Linked DNA regions of Homo sapiens: region 1 is linked to region 2. Evidence: chromatin loops called from intact Hi-C (ENCODE). Cell type or tissue: CD4-positive, alpha-beta T cell. All regions are shown on one strand. Each heading gives the region's core, and the rest is flanking DNA. Links, peaks and the distances in the headings are about the cores only.

Region 1 (2,813 bases), core at 183-2,682, 170 kb before region 2:
ACTCTACCTCTTCCCTTTTCCTTCCAGCTTAGGGACAGCAGTGCTTCCTGCTTTTGCTATCCTCCAAATTGCTGTATTTCTCTCTCTTTGGCTTTTCATCAGTTTCATCACTAGATGAGCAATTCACCACATTAATTTTCCTCTCTTTGAAACACCCAGGGTGGTTTCCGTTTTTCTAACTTACATTCCCCTCTTACACTCACTATCACCTCCCTACCTCCTGATTCAGACCCTGGGCACCCCTCACCTACACTTTCTTTTCTTCTTTTTTTTTTTTTTGACACAGAGTTTCCCTCTGTCCCCCAGGCTGGACTGCACTGGCGCCACCTCGGCTCACTGCAAGCTCCGCCTCCCGGGTTTACGCCATTCTCCTGCCTCAGCCTCCCGAGTAGCTGGGACTACAGGCGCCCGCCACCACGCCCGGCTAATTTTTTGTATTTTTAGTAGAGACGGGGTTTCACCGTGTTAGCCAGGATGGTCTCGATCTCCTAACCTTGTGATCTGCCTGCGTCTGCCTCCCAAAGTGCTGGGATTACAGGCGTGAGCCACCGCGCCCAGCCCCCTCACCTACACTTTCATATCATCATTTCCTACCTCATCTTCCTGCCTCCAGGAAGTCTACCTTCCTCAAATCCACCATAGTGATGTGTGTGGAATACACATCTGGTCTTCCACGGCCATGCCTAAAACCCTTCCACAACCCCATGTACATTCAGGAAAAGTTCTAGATCTACGCTGTCCAATAGGGTAGCCACTAGCTGCATGTGACTATTGAGTACTTGAAATGTGGCCAGTCAGAACTGAGATGTGCTGTAAGGGTAAAATACTCAGATTTAGAACACTTAGTATAATAAAAGTTTGTAAAACCTATCACCAATTATTTTTAATACATATTATGTGTTGAACAGGTAAACTTTGGGACATATATGGTTTATTAAAATACATTATTAAAATTTATTTTACCTTTTTGGTAATTTGCTGTTTTTTAAATATCTCTGTTGCAAAATTGTAAAGCACATGTGTGGCTTGCATTCTATTTCTTTGGGGAAGCACTGCTCTAGACTACTTAAAATGGTATTAAAGGCCCTGATCTCACCACTCCCTCCTGCTCCAGGCTCACTGCTTACCACACCCTGCTTCCCATTCTAGGCTCTGTAAATACAGTCAGGTCCTGTCCCCCAAAGCCCAGACCCCCCATATCAATTAGAGTTGCACTCCAGCCACTAGGGGTCATACTCTCCTCCATCCACAGCCTCATCCCACCAGGGAGAGGAAAGGAACGCTGAGAAGGGTCCAGGACGAGCAACTAGAGTGCTGAGTTAGAGGGTGAAAGGTTGCACATTAAAAATTCTTGTGCCCTCCTGAAGGATTTTTCTGGATCTTCCCCTTAGCCATGGATTCTTCCTTTGGGTTTTTGTTGATGCTCTTGAATCACTCGCTCACCCTGAGGCTCATATTCCAACCTGGGCTCACATTCCACCCTGGAATATGAGAAACCAGATTCTCCCTTTCCTTCCCTCCACTTAAAGCAGGGCTGCAAACTCGCATGCATGGTTCCGCACAGCTTATCAGCCTAAAGCACTACTGTAGTAGACCCTGCCACTAATAAAATGGCCTTGCCCAGTGTACCTCCTGAGACTGTGGCACTCACTGGGGAGCCTGCAGTGGAAGTAGGATGAAAGATAGGCTTCTAGGTTTTAGGTATCTTGATCCAGACGCACAGCTAATGCACACCGTGCTGTCTCTTGGCTCTGAGCCTTTGTTTCTGTGTCTTCTGCTCCACCCTCCTCCCTACCACTTACTCTTCCTCCCCCTGCTAACTTCATTTGTTCTTAAAGGGTGCATTTTAGATATACTTCCAGGAATGCTTTCCCAACCTCAGTAATACTCTGAATATAACTCCAATGTTGGATTTAATTTATCTTATTTTTACTGATCTAATATGTGTCTCCCCCTCACTGAACTGTGAGAAACTTAGTAACAGCAACTGCATTTTGTTCATCTTTGATTCGAGTGCCTGGCTGTAGTAGATAATCAGTTAATAATAACAGGATAAATGGATGGATGGATGGACAGGTAGATGGGTGAGTGGATGATGAATGCTTTTCTGACACAATGTCTTACACATATTTTGGGATCAATAATACTGTTTGATTAATTGAAGGTTAGTTTCCAAGATTTGCTCATTAAACCAAGCTACAGAACCAAAATAAGAACCAGATTGTTGACCTTGCTGCCAGTATTTTTATATGTCAGGAATATCCTCAGATCTGGATTAAGTTTAGCGCCAGTTCAGAGGTAGAACAGACAAACATGGAGGAGCCAGATTGGTAGAGTCAGTGGCTGCCAGGGCTTCAGCAGGACAAGCAGCTCATAAGCCAGAGCTGTCTCTCTTAGATGTCAATTTACTAATTTCTCAATTAACAATTAAATGCATTACGGTTATTCTTATCTTGAGAGTGTACTGAATTGAGAAGTAGGAAGCCTGAGTTGTTGTTAACACCTGACAATTATTAGCTAGGTTTTCTTGAGAAAGTCATTGACTCTCTCTAAATCAATTTGTTCATCTGCAAACTGGGAGTAAGAATACACACTCTGCCTATTTCACCAAATTGTGGTAAGAATCAAATGAGAACAGGTATGTCAAGAGCTTTGTAAATCGCTGGGCACGGTGGCTCATGCCTGTAATCCCAGCACTTTGGGAGGACGAGGCGGGTGGATCACGAGGTCAGTAGTTCAAGACCAGCCTAGCCAAGATGGTGAAACCCCGTCTCTACTAAAGATACAAAAATCAGCTGGGTGCAGTGCCAGGT
Region 2 (2,813 bases), core at 4-2,503:
CTTGTTTCAGATAAAAGGATAATAATAATTTACTCATTTTGAGGACGTCTTTTTGAAAAGCTTGTGCTGGGCTGGGCACAGTGGCTCATGCCTGTAATCCCAGCACTTTGGGAGGCTGAGGCAGGCAGATCACCTTAAGTCAGGAGTTCGAGACCAGCCTGCCCAACATGGCAAAGCCCCGTCTCTACTAAAAATACAAAAAATTAGTCGGGCGTGCTGGCAGGCGCCTGGAATCCCTGCTACTCGGGAGGCTGAGGCAGGAGAGTCACTTGAACCCAGGAGGCAGAGATTGCGGTGAGCCGAGATCTTGCCACTGCACTCCAGCCTAGGCAACAAGCTAAAACTACGTCTCAAAAAAAAAAGCTTGTGCTATGAAACCATGTTCAGATATTTCTTTTGGCATATTGCATTTTACCTCATTCTCTTTTGTCTGTTAATTGTAACTAATTTGACCATCTTTTTTCTTTCCAGATCATTCAACTTCAAGTGGCACATTATCTTTTAAGCCTAGTCAATCATTGATTACTCTTCCTACTGCCCATGTGATGCCGTCTAATTCCAGCGCTTCAATTTCCAAACTTAGGGAATCATTGACACCAGATGGCTCAAAATGGAGTACAAGCCTCATGCAAACATTGGGAAACCACAGTAGGGGGGAGCAGGACTCTTCCCTAGACATGAAGGACTTCCGGCCACTTCGGAAATGGTCATCTTTATCCAAACTCACTGCCCCGGATAACTGTGGCCAGGGTGGCACTGTATGCAGAGAAGAGTCAAGGAATGGTTTGGAGAAGATAGGGAAGGCTAAGGCTTTAACATCACAACTGAGGACAATTGGGCCTAGCTGTTTACATGATAGTATGGAGATGCTTAGGTTAGAGGACAAGGAAATAAATAAAAAACGGTCATCAACTCTGGACTGCAAGTATAAATTTGAGAGCTGTAGCAAGGAGGACTTTAGAGCCTCTTCCTCTACTCTTAGGAGACAGCCTGTAGACATGACATATAGTGCCTTACCTGAAAGCAAGCCCATTATGACAAGCTCAGAGGCTTTTGAACCTCCAAAATATTTAATGCTTGGTCAACAGGCAGTAGGTGGAGTTCCCATTCAGCCTTCCGTAAGGACTCAGATGTGGCTTACAGAGCAGCTGCGGACAAATCCTTTGGAAGGTAGAAATACAGAGGATTCTTACAGTTTAGCTCCTTGGCAACAGCAGCAAATTGAAGACTTTCGACAAGGAAGTGAAACACCAATGCAGGTAAGGTGCAAAATCTAGTGTTTGCTTCCCTCCAGTGGATGTTATGAGTACAGTAGCACACTTACAGTAAGCATATAACAAGTGTTCACAGATTGTTTTGCATTTCCTTTTCCCTGCAAGTTAATAGGCAGAAATGTTACAAACCGAAAAGTGTTGTTGATAAACTTGCAAAGCATTTGAGACTAATTAACATGAAAATCTGAAAACCTTGTACCTAGCTTGTTCTTTCCTTTTCATTTGTTAAATGGGCATAAAAATAAAGCAAAACATACTCAATCTAAATAAACTTGGAAACAGAAACAAAAAAGCTAGCATAGGTATAATAGAAAGAGCATCAACTTGGCTATACAAGGTCTTAGATTTTGTGTCTGGTTCTGTTAGATTTAGAACGTGGATGACTTTTTCACTTAATTTCTCTGGGCCTCAGTTTCTTCATCTGTACAATGAGAAGGTGGAACTACAGTCATTTGTAAAGTTTTGGTGATACATGATGTTATTTAGGTTTATAAATCAGATGTACTTTTTTTTAAAAAAAATTATGTGTCAAGGCATTCATTAATCAGCTTATAGAAAGTGCTTTATGATGATATCATATATAAAGAAAAATAGTATACAGCCCCCAGTTGGTCTAGGGAATAGCATGTAAATGTGTAAATTTCTTAATCTGGGAATGTTTCTATTCCAAGACAATTTTCTGTAGCTTGTTTTAACAAGGAAACTAATTTTCTGATATAAGTCCTGTCATCTGTTTTTTATCATCAGAATTTTCTGAAACAAATTAATTCTATAAAAAATTGCAAATTTTCCCTAGAGTAAAAATGTAAAATTGGTATTCATTACTACTACTAATAAAAACAAATAGAATAAATGAACATAGGCTATGAAAGGATAAGGAAATCACTTGTCCAGGAACCTCACAAATATGAGTATGATCTCAAAACATAGAACCCTAACATACTACATTCATAGGAGAACCCTTAACATGTCGCATGTACCTTTATTCTTATTTTAGATACAGTTCTTATAATTTTGATTATGTATTTAAACAACACAATCAAAACAGAAGAATCATTATGATTGAATTAGAAATTTGTGATTTATCCATTCAAGTGATGAAAAATAGGAAACCTAATTTTTCAAATACTGTCAAGTTTTAGTTTTCAAATGTTTGTCATTATAGGAAAACAGAGATCCAGGCAGTTGTTTCTCCAGCTGGTGTCTTTACACAGAATTGGAGCTGTCCAGTGGGGCTGAGTATGCTATTCCAAACTAGAGTAGGTGTGATAGAGATAATTGGGCAAATTTCAAGGAGTAAATACTGATTCATGCTTTTTATTCTGCTTGGACAAATCTCTGGTTTAAACAAGGTGTTTTTCTTAGCCTCAAAGCAATGCAGAGGAGGGTAGGGAGGTTGGGGACACACTGTTGAGATAAATTTGTTTTTAAATCTTCTTTCTAGTGCATAGTAGAGAGAGAAGGCAACTAAAGAGCAAAATTTGCATATACCCTGGAAAGCCCTACTTCTTGATTAACTTTATTTGGGATGGTCTCTTT

The links. Hi-C counts contacts between places; a loop is a spot of excess contacts. Peaks named below come from ENCODE experiments on the same cell type or tissue, not always from the same donor. Only the 100,000 strongest peaks of a DNase experiment are listed, where the experiment ranks them.
Region 1: it touches region 2 in a loop (7-fold over the local background); 10 of 110 quality-filtered maps call a loop at or near these places.

Annotation. Positions count from the first base shown.
Region 1 is chr6:118,733,933-118,736,745 of GRCh38, reverse strand. No RefSeq gene overlaps it. Among named protein-coding and RNA genes, the nearest start is that of CEP85L, 84 kb to the right of the region's middle. In CD4-positive, alpha-beta T cell, for the core only: CTCF peaks have their summits at 1,046 and 1,279; a DNase peak (open chromatin) is centred at 1,235.
Region 2 is chr6:118,563,975-118,566,787 of GRCh38, reverse strand. CEP85L (centrosomal protein 85L) reads left to right here. Exons shown (of 13, transcript NM_001042475.3): 3 at 472-1,259. It overlaps LOC107986524 (a long non-coding RNA gene), which reads right to left and starts at 1,106. Exons shown (of 5, transcript XR_002956384.2): 1 at 1,018-1,106. In CD4-positive, alpha-beta T cell, for the core only: a CTCF peak has its summit at 1,229; a DNase peak (open chromatin) is centred at 1,277.